Linked DNA regions of Homo sapiens: region 2 is linked to region 1. Evidence: chromatin loops called from intact Hi-C (ENCODE). Cell type or tissue: CD4-positive, alpha-beta T cell. All regions are shown on one strand. Links, peaks and the distances in the headings refer to the core of each region. The heading gives the core; the rest is flanking DNA. Region 1 overlaps KSR2 (kinase suppressor of ras 2). Region 2 overlaps PRKAB1-AS1 (PRKAB1, TMEM233 and CCDC60 antisense RNA 1).

Region 1 (8,333 bases), core at 149-8,148:
GGGGATGTGGATTCTGGGGAGGTGTTTCCCAGGTCACCAAGAGACTGAGATCCTGCGCTTGCCAAGGAGCTAGAACCAAGGGGTACTCCAATTATGATACATTAGAAATGGGAGGAGTGAGTTTAGGAAGCAGATGGAGTAAAGGAGACAAGTGGGGACAGTGGCCTTGAGTTCTGGCCTTGCCCTTGAGGCAAAAGGGAATGAGAATCATCTTGGGGAACAAGAGTGTACTCAGCCGAGCAGGGAAAAACCCAGAAAACTGCACAGAGTGTGAAGCTGTGTTGGGCAGAGATCGAGCAGTGCTTCCCAAACAGGGATCCTGGGAAAGAGCAGCTCTTTCTCCTAGTTTTCCAGGATTAATGTTGCAGAAAAACTGTAGCTGTCAGTTAACAGGGATATGCTTCGAGCCAAATGCTGTAATGAGCACGTTTTATGAATTATCTTCTTTAATTTTCCACAACGCTGGAGGAATGTGATATGGGTCCAATCACTGTCCCCATTGTACAAAGGAAGAAATTGAGACCTAGAAGTGTCAAATAACTTGCCCAAGGTCATCAAGCTACTAAGCGGATAAACTGGGATTTGAACCCAAGTCTAACAAACTCTTATTAACACACAAGGAATGTCACGCCAGGCCAAGCGCGGTGGCTCACACCTGTAGTCTCAGCACTTTGGGAGACCGAGGCAGGAGGATCACTTGAGGTCAGGAGTTCAAGAGCAGCCTGGACAACATGGTGAAACCCCGTCACTACTAAAACTACAAAAAATGGCCGGGTGTGGTGGCGTACACCTGTAATCCCATTTATCAGGAGGCTGAGGCACGAGAATTGTTTGAACTCAGGAGGCGGAGGTTGCAGTAAACCAGGAAACCGAGATCGTGCCACTGCACTCCAGCCTGGGCAACAGAATGAGACCCTGTCTCAAAAAAAAAAAAAATGTCAGATGAAACCACACAGCAGCCAAAACAAAAGGTATAGTATAACCCTAGTTTCTGAATGCAAAATGCATTTATACAGATAGATAGATATATATATTTGCACACAGAGAGAGAGAAAAGAGAAAAAAGGCTGGCAACTGCATCTCTGGGTTATGATAGGTGAAATTTATTTTCTTATTTCTGTCCTTCTATATCTTATAATTTTTCAATAAGATATGGATTTTTTTTAAGAGAGGGGGTCTTGGTATGTTGCCCAGGCTGGTCTCAAACTCCTGGCTTCAAGCAATCCTTTCACCTCAGCCTTCTGAATAGCTGCAATTACAGGCACAAGCCACTATTCCCCATTTATTTTTCTATAAGCCTGAATTACCTATATGATAGTAAGTTACAAATCACTTGAAAATCAGACATTTGCCAATCATAAAGACACACAGGCCATCCTTAATGTCAGCCATCTCATTAAATAAGTATGACAGGCATTAAATAAATATGCCAGGCATTCTGCTACGTACTTGATACATTATTTCACTGAACCATCACAGTAGCCTCAATAATAACCCCATCTTATTTACAAATGTGAAAACAGAGAACCACAGGGTTTAGGCAGCTCACCCAAGGTACTAGATAATTTCACATTATTTCCCTCTTTCCTCAGTTTCCAATCATAAGCTTCAACTGAAGATGTCTGTTAAAAATCAAACATTGCTACTCGTGAGGCTGAGGCTGGAGGATCGCTTAAGGCCAGGAGTTCAAGACCAGCCTGGGCAACATAGCAAGACCCCCATCTCCACCAAAAATTAAAAATTAGTAAGGCATGGTGCTGTGCACCTGTAGTCCCAGCTACTGGGGAGGTTGAGGCAAGAGGATCCCTTGAGCCCAGGAGTTCCAGGCTGCAGTGAGCCATGAATCACACCACTGCAGTCCCACAGGGACAGCAGAGCAAGACGCTGTCTCCAAAAAAAAAAAAAAATCAAATTTCTAGGCCCATCTCTTAGAAATTCTGATTCAGTGAATCTGGAGACAGCCCAGGAATCTGTGAAAACACTGAGGACTCTAATGGTTCCAAGAATCAGGCAAGCATGAGAAACATCCCTCTACTGTCTGAACAATTACATAATGAAAGTAGTTTCTCAGTCAAGCCGAAGGATCTGGGTCCTTGGACAATAAACACAGGGCAGAAACCCCATTCTAGAAGCCAGGGTTCAGCACCCTCAACAATCAGTCCCCTCTCCAAGGGCTGTGGGCTCATTTGTACAATAGGCTCATTTTCCAAGCAGCTTCCAAAGCAGTCAGCACCTGTCCAGGCCTGAAGGGGCTCCCAGTGGGCAGGGAAGACAGATGTGCAAATGCAAATCACAAGGCCACGTGGCAGGAACCAGAACAGAAGGGCAGCCAGGGTTCAGTGCGGGCATCAAGGATGCCAAGTCAAGAGAGACGCCTTTTAAAAAGCCATGTGCCCGCCAGGTACAGTGGCCTGTAATCCCATCAGTTTGGGAGGCCGAGGCAAGCAGATCACCTGAGGTCAGGAGTTTGAGACCAGCCTGGCTCACATGGTGAAACCCCATCTCTACTAAAAATACAAAAATTAACAGGGCATGGTGGCGCATGCCTGTAATCCCAGCTACTCCAGAGGCTAAGACAGGAGAATTGCTTGAACCCGGGAGGCGGAGGTTGCAGTGAGCCGATATGCACCACTACACTCCAGCTTGGGCACCAGAGCGAGATTCTGTCTCAAAAGAAAAAAAAAAAAAAAGGCCATGTTCCATATCATAAGATAATAATAATGGGAGCTCCACGTTTATTCTAAGAGAAGCAAGGCCTCATTCGTTCATTTAAAGATGTTCATGGTGCTTTTTTTTTTTTTTTTTGAGATGGAGTCTCACTCTGTTGCCCAGGATGGAGTACAATGGCATGACCTCGGCTCACTGCAACCTCCACCTCCCGGGTCCAAGCGATTCTCGTGCCTCAGCCTCCCCGGTAGCTAGGATTACAGGTGCGTGCCACCACACCCGGCTAATTTTTGTGTTTTTAGTAGAGATGGGGTTTCACCATGTTGGCCAGACTGGTCTCGAACTCCTGACCTCAAGTGATCCGCCTGCCTTGGCCTCCCAAGGTGCTGGGATTACAGGCATGAACCACGGCGCCTGGCTGAGGTGCTTTCAAAATACAGACAACAAGGGATACAAAAATCAACTACACACCACCCCTGCCTTTAAGGTGGGCTATTTCAGGTGGCACCTGAAGACAGGTGCCTTATCTGTACCTTTGGATAAGCACAGAAATCAAGAGAGAGCATTTAGATACTTTTATAGCTATTTGATGGAGTAGTCTTATGTCTATTCAATCTAATTTTTTCAAAGTGAGCACTGGATGTTGTTTGCGTTTTTTTGCATTTCATTTCCCTCGCAAATCATCTTTATTCTATTTCACAAAAGTATTGGCTGCAAAATGTCAGAAAAGATAAAGCTGATTCTTTCTTTACCGCAGAAGGCGGGAAAGGCACTGACCCTTCTACTCGGTGAATTTCAGGTATTCATCTTAATCTACCAACATCTCTAAATAAATTATTTTCCAGAATGGTTCCTTGAGTATCATGACAATGCTGAAGTGAGTGTTAGATTTTTTTTTTCAACTTGTTTTGAGACAGGGTCTTGCTCTGTTGTCCAGGCTGGAGTGCAGTGACACAATCATAGCTCACTGCAGCATCAACCTCCTGAACTCAAGCAATCCTCCCACCTCAGCTTCCCAAGTAGCTAGGACCACAAGCGTGTGTCACCACACCCAGCTAATTTTTTCATTTTTTGTAAAGGTAGAGTCTTGCTATGTTGCCCAGGCTGGCCTCAAACTCCTGACCTCAAGCAATCCTCCTGCCTTGGTCTCCTAAAGTGCTGGAATTACAGGCATGAGCCACAGTACCTGGCCCGATTGTAAATATCATTCTACAGATGGGGAAACCAGGCCTTGGAATTGCTGGAATTGTGCCCGTGATCACACAGATAAAGCAGCATCGGGATCGTGATTTGAACTCAGGACCTCTAGTTCCCAGTCCCGTGCTCTCTTCACGATTCTCTGCTGAAACAGACCATCAACGGTTGAGAAGCACAATTAGAAAAGGGCCTTTGTATGGCTTCACCCTGCCAGGCGGCCTAATTGATATTTAGGTCGACCTCAATTCAAGTCCATGCAGAGCCAAACTGAAGAAGAAGAAGAAAAAAAAAAACCCAAAGGTTCCATCTTCAAATAAAGAAACACAGGACTTTTGGAAATAGCACATCTAAGCCGAGCCCACCGTCTGACTCTGCACTGCCCAGGTGTAGAATGAGGTCCCCTGGGCCTGGGGTTAGAGGGATCACAGGTTGCGGAAATCCGACGGAGCTGGAGCCCGGAGGTGTAATTTTCCATCTCCACACCAGGGGGCAGCCTGGCACCTTCCACGACAGATGGAAAATTTTCCGGGCCTTGGCCCATCCGAGCATCCGCAGCGCCTTATTACTGTACTCTGTATTAGCATGGCGGTAAATTTAGCAGCATAAACAACAACAACAAAAAAAATCAAAAAGTCAAGACATGTGACAGAGCTAAAAATAATTGTGTCTGAAATCCCTAATGTGAAATGGGGAACTTTTCACTCCGAATCTAAACCCAAATCCAACCCAGAGACCTCCGGGAACGTCCTGGCCGTTGGGTTTGACAGAGCTCCAAATCCTCACCCCTTAGGTGCTATTTTTTTTTTTTTTTTTTAAGAACGAAAGCGGAGTCCGTGAAAGCTGGGAGGGAATGCAGGACACCATGGGGGCCTTCTAGGGACCAGGCCCTTGCAAGAACCATCCCTGGTGTAAACCTCGCAGCAGCGCCAAGGGAAGGGGCTTGGCTCTCAGCCCATTTTACACACGAGAAAACTGAGGCTCAGTAATGGAACAGGGCTGGCCTTATGGTCACACACATAAAGAGGCAGGCTCCAGAGCCCTCTGTGTCCCTCAGGACTGCCCGTCAGCACCCCATAATCGCTGCCTTCTCCCTAAAGGTACACATGAGCAGCAAAGAGCTCCAGCCTTTGAACTTGCTTGTCCCACCGGCGAGAGCTCTTCTGTCAGCTTTAGGCATAAACAGCCCTTTCCGTTCCTTCAGGTGTCACCTCTGCCCAAGCTCCTCTCAATGCCACCATCACGCCGCCCTGCTTTCTTTCCTTGGTGGCACTTTGCTATCTCACAAATCATCCTGTTTATTGGTTTCCATGGTTACGCCTCCCCCCCACCACCACCACACACCCATCATGTCAGCTCAAGAGAGCACGGGCTTTGCCTGTCATTTCCCCAGCGTTCAGATCCGTGCCTGGCATACAGTCGGTGCTCAATACATTTTTCTTGGTCTTTCAATAAACCAACATCCTTGGTGGTTAAACGCCAGGCCACTAAAAATAAATCCCAAGTCCTTTTCCAAGCGGGCACAGTGCACCTGCAGGACCGGGTCCCTGGTTGTGTTATTAAGGTTCTCGGGTGAGCAGACCCCGTGCGGGTAATGAAATCGCGGCAGCCACAGCCAGCAGCCCCGACGCCTTCCCGCCGTTGCCAGGGCGACCATTGTCATAACATCCCTGGCGCTTGGCGGCCCAGCTGACGGGGGAGAGAATTATTTGACTGGAGAACGTCTCAAGTAACCGGCCAATTTGCATCCACAAGAAAATCCCCTGCTGAGGGAGGGCTGGAGGCCTGGGAGAGGCGCCCTTCCTTCTCTCCCCAGCCCTGGATCCCAATGAGAACCGGATCCCTGAGGCCAGGCAGAGGGACCCAACAGTCTGGGGCAGTCCCGCCGAATGCTGGAACACAGGCAGCTGCCTCTGCAGGAAGGAAGAGCCCCCCTCTCCGCTGTCTCACTATTGCTGATGGTTTTTCCTTTTCTCTACGTTATTACTGCTGATGGATATTACAAACAATAGAAAAAAGGGTTTATATATTTAATGAGCACTTACTAGACAGCAGGTCCAGTAGTAATAACTTCCTTACACGATCCTTATAATTTTAACATTTACACAATAATACATTATGTCATATTTATACTATATATGTATACTGTATAATGTCATCATAGCAGTCATAGATCTCCCATATGTGATAATTCATATATAATACATAATATAATTTGAAATATATATATTTATATATATATAACAATATTTATATTATGCAACATACACAGGTTGAGTATCCCTTATCCGAAATACTTGGGATCAGACATGTTTCAGATTTCAGATTTTTTTCAGGTCTTGAAATCTTTGCATTATACATCATGAGCTATCTTGGGGATGGGACCCAAGTTTAAACACGAAATTCATTTATGTTTCATATACACCTTATACACATAACCTGGAGGTAATTTTGTACAGTATTTTTAGTGTGTTGCATTAAACAAAGTTTGTGTTAAGTTTTTATGTGTGGAATTTTCCACTTGTGATGTCATGCCAGTGCTCAAAAGTTTCCGATTATTGGGAGGCCAAGGCAGGTGGATCACTTGAGGTCAGGAGTTCAAGACCAGCCTGGCCAACATGGTGAAACCCTGTCTCTACTAAAAATACAAAAATTAGCTGGGCATGGTGGTGGGCGCCTGTAATCCCAGCTACTTGGGAGATTGAGGCAGGAGAATCGCTTGAGCTCGGGAAGTGGAGGTTGCAGTGAGCCAAGATCGCACCACTGCACTCCAGCCTGGGTGACAGAGTAAGACTCCATCTCAAAAAAAAACTTTCCGATTATGGGACATTTTACTTTTTAAATTTTGGATTAGGGATGCTCAACCTGTATTATATATTTATAATAATAAAACTCACATTTGTTGATAGTTTTTATATGCTAGCCCTGTGCCTACTGCTTTGTGTTAATAACGCTGTTACTGATAAATTATTATACAATATATTCATAATCACAATCATAGCTAAGTCTTATTGAGCACTTACTATGTGCTAAGTGCTTTATGAATATTATCTAATTGTCATATGCACTCTAAGGGCTAAGAACCATATTATTCCCATTTTGGAGATGAGAAAAAGAAGCACAGAGTAACAATGGAACTTGCCTAAGGTCACATGGATAAAACACAAGGAGGGAGGCTGCCCCCAAGCCTGTCCCCTTCCTTATTTTTCCATAGCACAGTTCAAAGTTGTCAAACTTTGTAGCAAGATCACCTGGGGAGCTTGTTAAAAATACACATGCCAAGCCCCAGCTTCAGCCCCAACCCAAGCCTACGGAATCAGGCACTCCTGGGGACAGGGGCTTCTCTTTTCTTGTCAACAAGGTCCCCAGATAGCTCAGACAGAGGCAGAGCTCAGAACCACTGCATGGGGCTTTGCCGCCCGGCCCTATGAGAGATGGGTTCTTTATTTGTTGTAAATATCACAGTTCCCATTGGGTGATCTGATTAAATGAATGAGTCTTGAGGGGCTGAGATGTGGAGAGGGCAGCTTTGAGTTGGGTATGCAAGACCAAGAATCCCAAAAAGAAGGAAGAGAAGCAAGGGGCAAAATAAGAATTCAGGCAAACTTAACTTGCACCACCGTGCAAGAATTCAGGCAAACTTAACCTGCACTAATCACTCCCGGCCTTTTTGGAACCAAAGAGCCCTTCATGAAAAGTAAATCAATAATAACACACGCTTTCATCCAGGGCTGGCTTTTGCAGGGCAAAGCCAATCCGCCTAAATTCCCTCCCACTGGTCACCACCCCACATAACACACACACTACCTGCCCCCTCTTAATCATTCACCGGGGGCCAAGCTGGACAGAGAAATATCAGCTTGCAGAGTGGGGACCCACCCTCAGCACCCACATTTTGAACAATGGGACCTCCTGCAAGTGGCAAAAAATAGATGATGTTGTTAAAAATAAAATAAAAATTGGTGGCAGGTGCTGTACTAGGGGAGGCAAGGCTAGGAGGAGGTAGGCAGAAGTTCTGAGACTTCCACGCCTGTGGCCCCTGCACTGCTGGGGGTACTGAGAGCAGGACGCCAAGTAGCAGCCAGAGAGACATGCTGCTGGGGCTACTGTAAGCAATGCGTTGCCTTATTAGCTATGGCTGAACTAAGAAGCAAGCAGAGTTAAGATCCCAGACTCGAGGTAAGAGCAGATGAATCTGGGATAAAACACACATGTCCTGAAAGCAGGTCTCACTGCAGCAATTGCTAAGCAGCTTCCCACTTTGGCCACAGAGGCTGTTCCATCTAGAGCTGCAGAGAGGAACTCCTCCCAACAGAGAGGCAACTTACCACATACAGCTATTTACGGTCACGCTGGAATTAACAAAAGTTACATAAACAATCAACATAGTGAACAAACAAAGGCCATAGACGCATAGTGAATCAACATGCATCCTATCGGGGTCGTGGATAAAAAATCCAGACAACACGCCC
Region 2 (8,333 bases), core at 18-8,017, 1.7 Mb after region 1:
TTAAGAGCCCAATATGCACCAACCAAGTTCTAGGTGTTAAGGATACAGCAATGAACAAGGCAGACAAGGTCTCTGTTCTCATGGAGTTTGCCATTTTTTAAAATTTCTTCTTTTTTGACACATGGTCCAAGATGAGATCATGGAGTTCACATAAAAACAGAGAAGTCAATAAAATGCGACAGGGAGGTCAGAGGCATTATGTAACATCCCATGTCCCTCCACAGAGATACCCTATGTTTAACAGTAAACCTTGAAAAGCTATTTGGGGTGCAAAGGTAAGATACACTCCACAGAGAAACTACAAAATTAAGAGACCCTACAGGTCTCTGTATTAAATAGGAATTCGAGTGAGGGAGGAGCAGAGAAGTAAGAGGGAGCTGCCAATAAAGAAGAAGAAAAAGGACAAAGGAGGTAGAGGAGGAAAAGGGAGCTGAGTAACAGGAGCGTGAGAAGGGACTTCAGGAGAAAACCAATCAGGGGGATAAAACAGGGCAGGGCTGGCTGGTGGATCCCTAAGAACTACAATGCAAACCAACCCTCTTCATCCCTCTGGACCTTTAGTAGTTTCTGTTACATACCCAACTGTCTTCTGTGAGCCATGTTTTGAAGAAATAAAGAAAAGGCGCTGTGTTCTACATCTGGGCTGCTTGGGGGCAAAAAAAAGAGCTTGAGGTACTCAGACCCTCAACACAATAAAGAGTTCAGGGCCTGGCAAGGTGGCTCAGGCCTGTAATGCCAGTGTTTTGGGAGGCCAAGGTGAAAGAATCCTTTGAGGCCAGGAATTCAACACCAGCCTGGGCAACATAGTGAGACCCCATTTCTACAGAATATAATTGTTCTTAAAATTAGCTGGTGGAGTTCGAGACCAGCCTGGCCAATATGGTGAAACCCTGTCTCTACTAAAAATATAAATAAATAGCCAGGCATGGTGGCACGCCCCCGTAGTCTCAGCTACTCAGGAGGCTGAGGCAGGAGAATCGCTTGAACCCGGAGGCTGAGGTTGCAGTGAGCCAAGATCGCACCACTGTACTCCGGCTTGGGCGACAAAATTAAACTCCGTCTCAAAAAAAAAAAAAAAAAAAAAAAAAAAAAAAAAAAGCTGGTGGCACCATCTGTAGTCCCAGCTACTCGGAAGGCTGAGGCAGGAGGATCCCTTGAGCCCAGGAGGTCAAGACTGCAGTGAGCCATGATCATGCCACTGTACCCCAGCCTGAGCAACAGAGCGAGATCCTGTCTCAAAAATGAAAGAGTACAGTAGGAACAGGAAGTCAAAGTTAGAGAGACTACTATTACATGAGCTCTCTAGGTTTATAGAAATCTTAAACGGACATTTGGCTTCTCACTAGACATGGGACAGGAACCCAGCCAAATTGATGTATATCTCAAATGTCAGGTGACCATCACAGCTGACATTTAATTACACAAGATAATCAGTGCAATGGTGCCAAATTAAAGCAAGCACAAAAAGGTCCCAGTGGACATGAGGGAGGGGAGGACTAACTCATACCTGAGACGTCAGGAAAGGCTTTTGAGAAGAGGTGATTGATACCTGTAAGTTGAGCTAGAGTTAGCCAGAGAGAGATGGGTAGGCAGATAAGGAGGGAAGAAAGAATGTTCCAGGCAGAAGGAACAGCATGTGCAAAGGCCGAGAGGAAAAAAAGCTTAATTTGTCATTTGAGGACCTAAACGTAAGTCCAGCTGGGCCATATTTCGAATTGGGAGTGCAAGACAGAGAAAGGGAGGAGGGGGGTTGGGGAGGGAAGTAGAAGCCAGATCTTTCAGATGCCTTATAAGCCATGTTAGGAAGTTTGGGCTTTATCTGCCTGGAAATAGGAATCCATGGAAGGATTTTGAGGAAGGGAATAATTGCATTTGCTTTCAAGGGAGAAAAATGGCACTCACAAGGAACAAGGAGCTAAGATGAGGCTATGGCAATGATTGTGGGGAGAACAGCGGTGGTGGAGAAGGGGTGAAGACATTCATTGGAAAGATATCTAAACAGAAGAATCAACAGAACTTGGTGTGATGGATTATAAGTAAGGGGTGGGAGGGCAGGAATATCAGGAATCACGAGTGGAAGGTGATGCCTTAAATGTACCAGGAGAACAGGAAGAAAAGAAATTCATAATGAGAAGGTGAGGAGTTATGTTTTAAGCATATTGAGTTGGAGATGCCTGAGGGACAGTCAGGTGGGGGGATGCATAACTCAGGAAAGGAGGTTGCACTGGAGACGGAAACATAGCAGCAACATCCCACAGGTCAAGACGGTCAAAGGAAGAAATGGGAAGAGAGGCAAGAAGAGGAGAGGAGAGAGGGGTCTTGAGGACAGAATAACGAAAAGCATCAAGAAGCCTACTCAGAAAATAACATTTACTGACTGGACGCAGTGGCTCAAGCTTGTGATCCCAGCATTTTGGGAGGCCAAGGTGGGCGGATCACCTGATGTCAGGAGTTCAAGACCAGCGTGACCAACATGGTGAAACCCAGTCTCTATTAAAAATACAAAAATTAGCCAGGTGTGGTGGTGCATGCCTGTAATCTCAGGTACTCAGGAGGCTGAGGCAGGAGAATCACTTGAACCCGGGAGGTAGAGGTTACAGTGAGCCAAAATCATGGCATTGCACTCCAGCCTGGGTGACAGCGTGAGACTCTGTCTCAAAAGAAATTAAAAAAAAATTTTAAATAACATTTACTGAAGGGCTGCTTAGTTCCAGACCTCATGCAAAATGCTTGGCATATATGATCTCATTCCATCTTCACAAGCCTGCAAAGAAGGGCTCTTATATCCTCCTGTTTTGCAGATGATGGAATAGAGACTCTGAGAAATGTTTTGTACGCATGTCCAGCTGACTATGAACCCCCTCCCCATCCCTACCCTCCGACCTCCAGCCCCCTCTGCTATGAAACAAGGAGGTCACGAGAGTTATTGCGCTTTTGGAATTGAGCTCATCTAATGAGGAGGCTTTCATGAATTGTATTAGCTCACATTTGTACTGTATTCCACTGTTTCCAGAGTGCCTTCTCCAGTATTATCTTATTCGATGCTCACAGCATCCCTCTGAGGTGGGCATTATTATAATCCCCATTTTGCAAAGAAGGATATCGAGACTTAAGATTGTCCAATAGTCACATAGCAGGTAAGTGGGAGAGCCAAGTCTAAATTGAAGTCTGTCTGTCCCAGTCAGGGGCAATCTGAAATTGCAAGACTCACTCCGCCCTCCCGCTTGGCAGTTTCTGAGCCTGTTTCTCATAGCTGTAGCTCCATCTAGTGGCCTTTGTCAGTATTACTCTCCCACCCTGCCCTCCAGCAGAATGTCACTTTCCTGCCAAAAAAAAATGCAAGTATTAAACAGCAGCAACAAGACCTCTTCTGCTTAGACAAAGAGTGTTTACTCAAACAAAGGAAGACCTTTTACTACTAAAATAGACTGGGGACCAGGACAAGGCAACACATCCCCTCCCAGCTTCCAGGTTCTAAGAAGAGCCACAGGAAGAAATTTTTTTGCTTGTTAGCCTCTCCATCATAATCTTAATTGAACACCTACTAGGTGTTGGGTCCCCAGAAGTCACTGTCCCACAGCTCTGACCAAGCCATCTAAGTGGTTAACATGAGAGCTTTTTAAACTATATGTGCGCTAGAGAAGCTTTTTTCTGTAAAGGACTGGATATTAAATATCTGTTGCATGTTCTTTTTATTTATATAGTCCTTTAAAGGTGTGAAAACTGTTTTTTTACACCTTTAAACTTTTAACTGTAAATTAGAGGTCACACAAAAAGAGACCATAGACCAGATTGGGGCCGTCAGTCATCGTTTGCTGATCCCGCTTGAGGATAAATTTAAGAGTGAAGAGGAATGTTCTAGTCTTCCCCAAAAAACAGAGACAGGGAGGACTGGTGAACGTAATATGGTAAATATGTAGATGAACGGGGGGTTGGCACTACTCAGAATAGTTTTTGTCATTTTTGTGGAAAAGGAATGTATGCATGGGGTAAAAATCTTAACAGTGCAAAAGGATCTCCACTAAGTAGTGAGTATTCCTCCCCCTCCAACTCTCAGACCCCCATTCCGGTTTACAGAGGCACTCACACTGTATCCAGTAACTTGTATTACTTTCCAGGGATATTCTTCACATGTATAAGCAAAACATTTTTAATTAATTAACTAAAATGAAGCATTCATTGCGTGCTTACTGTATACCACGCATTGTTCTAAGTGCTTCGCATTCAATTATAGTTTATCCTCACCACAGTTTCATGAGGTAGATATCACTCTGACCCCCACTTTGTTGTGGAGGAAACTGGTGTTGTGGAGGAAAGTTGGGAAACCTGCCCAAAGCTACATAATTGGGGTAGGTAACCTTTTTTCTTTTTAACAGACATAGTGAGCTTCGTATACAAACTTCTGCATTAATTTGCTATGTTGGTGGTCATTTCACTTCCTATCTTCCTACTTTATATGAAGGAGGAAAGAGGCTGAAGGTTCACACCAGTGCATTAAAACCAATACCCAGACTCTTGTCACCACCCTGCCTTGGCATTTCATTTAAAGGTTTGCAGGTAAGGGAGGAACTGGACCAAAAGCTATGACCAATTGTAAAGAATGATATCAAAATAAAAGCCCAAGCTAATGTTAAAACAACACCTGCATCACTTCCTCTTTACCCAATACTGCTCATTTCAGTCCCTGAGCTTCACCTGCATGGCTGAGGTTGAGTGTCCTTCCCTGTTTTGGGATCTGGAGGTAGCCAGGGGAAGTCAGATAAAGATAATGTAGAGTAAGAATTTAATAAACATGAAAATTTTCTAAGTGCCTTATGCTAGGCACTATGTAATTCATATGCATTTGCTGGTTGATTCCTTGTAATTATCCTGTGAAGCTAGCATTATTATGCTTATTCACATTTACAGATGACAGAAAATTGAAGCTAAAGGAGGTGAAGTGGCTTGCCCAAGTCACACGCCTTCAAGCAATTAATCAAGAGTTCAAATCGTGGTCGTCTTGAAATTTTGCAATATTGCTTTAACCACATTACACTGCCTCTCTACTTAAAGGATCTTGTCTTGGGGTTCAAATTGGTCATCTTTTGGGGGGAATCAGAGCTCGAGCTTTAGTGATAATAAAATTTAGAAACCATTTACATTTTTGAAGGGTGTTCACATCCATTAGCACCATGTGATCTTCAAAGCAATCCTCTGAGATGTGCAAAGCAAATCTCACCCACATTTTGAAGACATGACACACCAAGTAATTTGAGATTTGGGTCTGGCTATTTAACTCTGTAGCTTTCTCCACCACACTACCCTGGGGCAAAGGAACCACACTAGTGAAAAGTGGAGAGGGCACAAATTCCTTTCTGGCCTAGTCTCAAAATAGCTCTGAATTTTTTTATGTTTGTTTACTTATTATCTGTCTTCCCAACTAGATTTAGCCTTCATGAGGGCAAGGACTACATCTGCTTTATTTGTTATTGTATTCCCAGAATTTCTCATAACATTTCTGGCATCAACTGAATGGATGGATGGATGGATGGATGGATGGATGGATGGATGGATGGATGCATGGATGCATGGATGCATGGATGGATGGATGGATGGATGGATGCATGGATGGATGGATGCATGGATGGATGAACAGTTGAGTGGATAAATGGATGAATACTTGAGTGCATGGATGGATAGATGGATGGATGGATGGATGGATGGACGGACGGATGACTGAGAGAAACTAAAAGAAGCCATCATCAGGGTTAGACTCATCAGGATTCCTCAGATCCCCACTGCCTTCTAGGAAATAAAGATGTCCAGGAGGCTGGCTTAGATGTGAGACTGCCCATCCTGGCAAAGGTGGAGCCTGATAGTATAAAAAATAAGCTCACAGCTCAGTGTCCTAAGGCCAGCACAAACAGTTCCCTCAATGACCCAACAGGTTGGCGAGAATAGAGCTGAGGCATTCCTTTGACCTTAGACTTTTAAAAGTAAAAAGTCTACTTTCAGAGCTTGGGGCAGGTTTTCTATTACACATCACAGAGCTAGTCCCTTCCATCACATGACTTAAGCCAGAAATACCCCCATCCTTTGTCCCAATTCACTTTTAATGTTCTGATGAAAAGTCTCTCCCGCTTGCCTTTTGGGATTATATCTATCACCACGGATGCTATTCAACAGCCATTTCCCATTCTTCTTTTGCTAGGAGTCCTGATTTTGTTCAAGTGTCTACCCCTTCCCATGTGAATCAGGATAAATTTTGATTGGTCTAAATCTATATTGGCAATTCCATTCCCCATGCTAGGGTTAATTTATAGGTGGTCATGTTACCCCAGGTTTGCAAGGGGAAGCTCCTGAGAAAGGTTTGTTTCTTCTTAAAACAAACACAGAGGAGGCCGGGCACAATGGCTCATGCAATCACTTAATCCCAGCACTTAGGGAGGCCAAGGCAGGTGGATCACCTGAGGTCAGAAGTTCGAGACCAGCCCAGCCAACCTGGTGAAACCCCATCGCTACTAAAAATACAAAAATTAGCTGGGTGTGGTGGGCACCTGTAATCCCAGCTACTCAGGAGGCTGAGGCAGGAGAATCACTTGAACCCGGGAGGCGGAGGTTGCAGTGAGCCGAGATCACGCCATTGCACTTCAGCGTGGGTGACAGAACAAGACTCTATCTCAAAAAAAAAAAAAAAAAAAAAACACAGAGCACAGAGGAAAACAGTCCTTTCCCGGAACTTATCGTGTCTTCACTAAATTGTGCAGGCACCTTGCTGCCAACAAGGGGCAGATTCAAGAGAATCACCTTGGCTGGAACATTTTGAAGTGAGTTGATACAACCTTCATTGCCCAAAGCAGCTGAGTCTGGGTTTTCTGCTACTTGAAGCTGAAAATACTCAGTTGCATAAACCAATAACAATATCATTCTCACGCCTCGCCCTTAACTAACATCTGCTCTTTTGATAGCTGTTTGAATGATAGCTCCCTCGTCTGCAAATCTCAGAGAAAGCCTTTGACTCTTTCAAGCAAGATGTCATCATGCCAAAGAGAACCCAGATTTGTTATACTTGGAACTCCACAAAAAGGCTGCAGTGTGCCTTGCAAATGGCAACATTAACTCTGCTAAAACCTTCCCAAAGATGTGAAACTCAGGGGTCACTAAGGAGCTGGGGGTAAGGCAGAGAACATATGACACAGTACAAAGCCCTTCACAAGGCAGAGACATCTTCATCCCCAAAGTCAAAATAATCTAGGAACAGGGGTGAAAATGAAAAACTGGTGACGGGGGAAGATTTTCAACAATCATTTTAAGGTGTTCACGGGAACAGGGGTGGGAAGGAGGTGAAGAATAGTGTATATTGATTAGATGGTAAGTCCTGGAGGTAACAAGTGGGAGAAGGGGACTGAAAGAAGAAGGGCTGCAGTTTGACAGGTGGAGGTAGGAAACTCATAGAATGTTTGCGCCAGGTGAGACCTTGTCATCAACCTGAGCTTGCATATCATTGAGCACCTACCATGCTCCAGGCTATTTGAGAGACGCCAGAGGTATAAAGAGAGCCTGTGTCCTCCAAAGGTTAAATAGTGGTGTTATACTGTGATGGTTAAAACAGAATGTTCAGGTGTCAGACTGAGAAAGTTCAGATCCTAGTTGTGTTGTCATTGGCTGTATGACCTTGAGAGGTATCTTCACTTCTATATATCTCATCTGTAAAATGAGAACACCACTAAAGAGTCAATGAGATAGCCTGGGCCAGTCTTGGTGGCTCACGCCTGTAATCCCAACACTATGGGAGGCCAAGGTGGGCAGATCACTTGAGGTCAGGAGTTCGAGACCACCAGCCTGGCCAACATGGGGAAACTCCTCTCTACTAAAAATATAAAAATTAGCCAGGAGTGGTGGCAGGCACCTGTTATCCCAGCTACTCTGGAGGCTGAGGCAGAAGAATCGCTTGAACCCGGGAGACAGAGGTTGTAGTGAGCCGAGATCACGCCACTGCACTCCAGCCTGTTTGACAGAGTGAGACTCCATCTCAAAAAAAAAAAAATTCAGTGAAATAGGCTGTGTAAAGCATCCAGCTTACAGTAAAGACTCAATACAACTCAGCTATGACAACAATGGCAGAGAAAGATGGAGCACACAGAAAGCCACCACCGGAGTCTGGCAAGTCAAAAAAGGTACATCAGCCAAAGTCTTTATATGCAAGCAATAGAATCTGATTCTGGCTAATTTAACTCTGAGTCTTTACATTACTGCCTCTGAAAACATAAAAATCCGATCGCAAAGCCTAAGTCACATGATCATATCCTAGTTGACAAAAAAAGCTGAGAAAGCAAGTATCTGGATTGTTTGAC

The links. Peaks named below come from ENCODE experiments on the same cell type or tissue, not always from the same donor. Only the 100,000 strongest peaks of a DNase experiment are listed, where the experiment ranks them.
Region 2: a loop joins it to region 1, with 9 times the contacts of the local background. A loop is called at or near these places in 4 of 110 quality-filtered maps.

Annotation. Positions count from the first base shown.
Region 1 is chr12:117,870,674-117,879,006 of GRCh38, forward strand. All of the region lies in intron 1 of KSR2 (kinase suppressor of ras 2), which reads right to left. Among named protein-coding and RNA genes, the nearest start is that of KSR2, 94 kb to the right of the region's middle. RefSeq lists an enhancer at 4,389-5,189. In CD4-positive, alpha-beta T cell, for the core only: a CTCF peak has its summit at 4,349 (motif pointing right); DNase peaks (open chromatin) are centred at 4,358, 5,158 and 5,518; H3K27ac peaks cover 437 bases; H3K27me3 peaks cover 731 bases.
Region 2 is chr12:119,541,948-119,550,280 of GRCh38, forward strand. All of the region lies in intron 2 of PRKAB1-AS1 (PRKAB1, TMEM233 and CCDC60 antisense RNA 1), which reads right to left. Among named protein-coding and RNA genes, the nearest start is that of TMEM233, 48 kb to the right of the region's middle. In CD4-positive, alpha-beta T cell, for the core only: CTCF peaks have their summits at 3,247 (motif pointing left) and 3,454; a DNase peak (open chromatin) is centred at 3,254; H3K27me3 peaks cover 563 bases.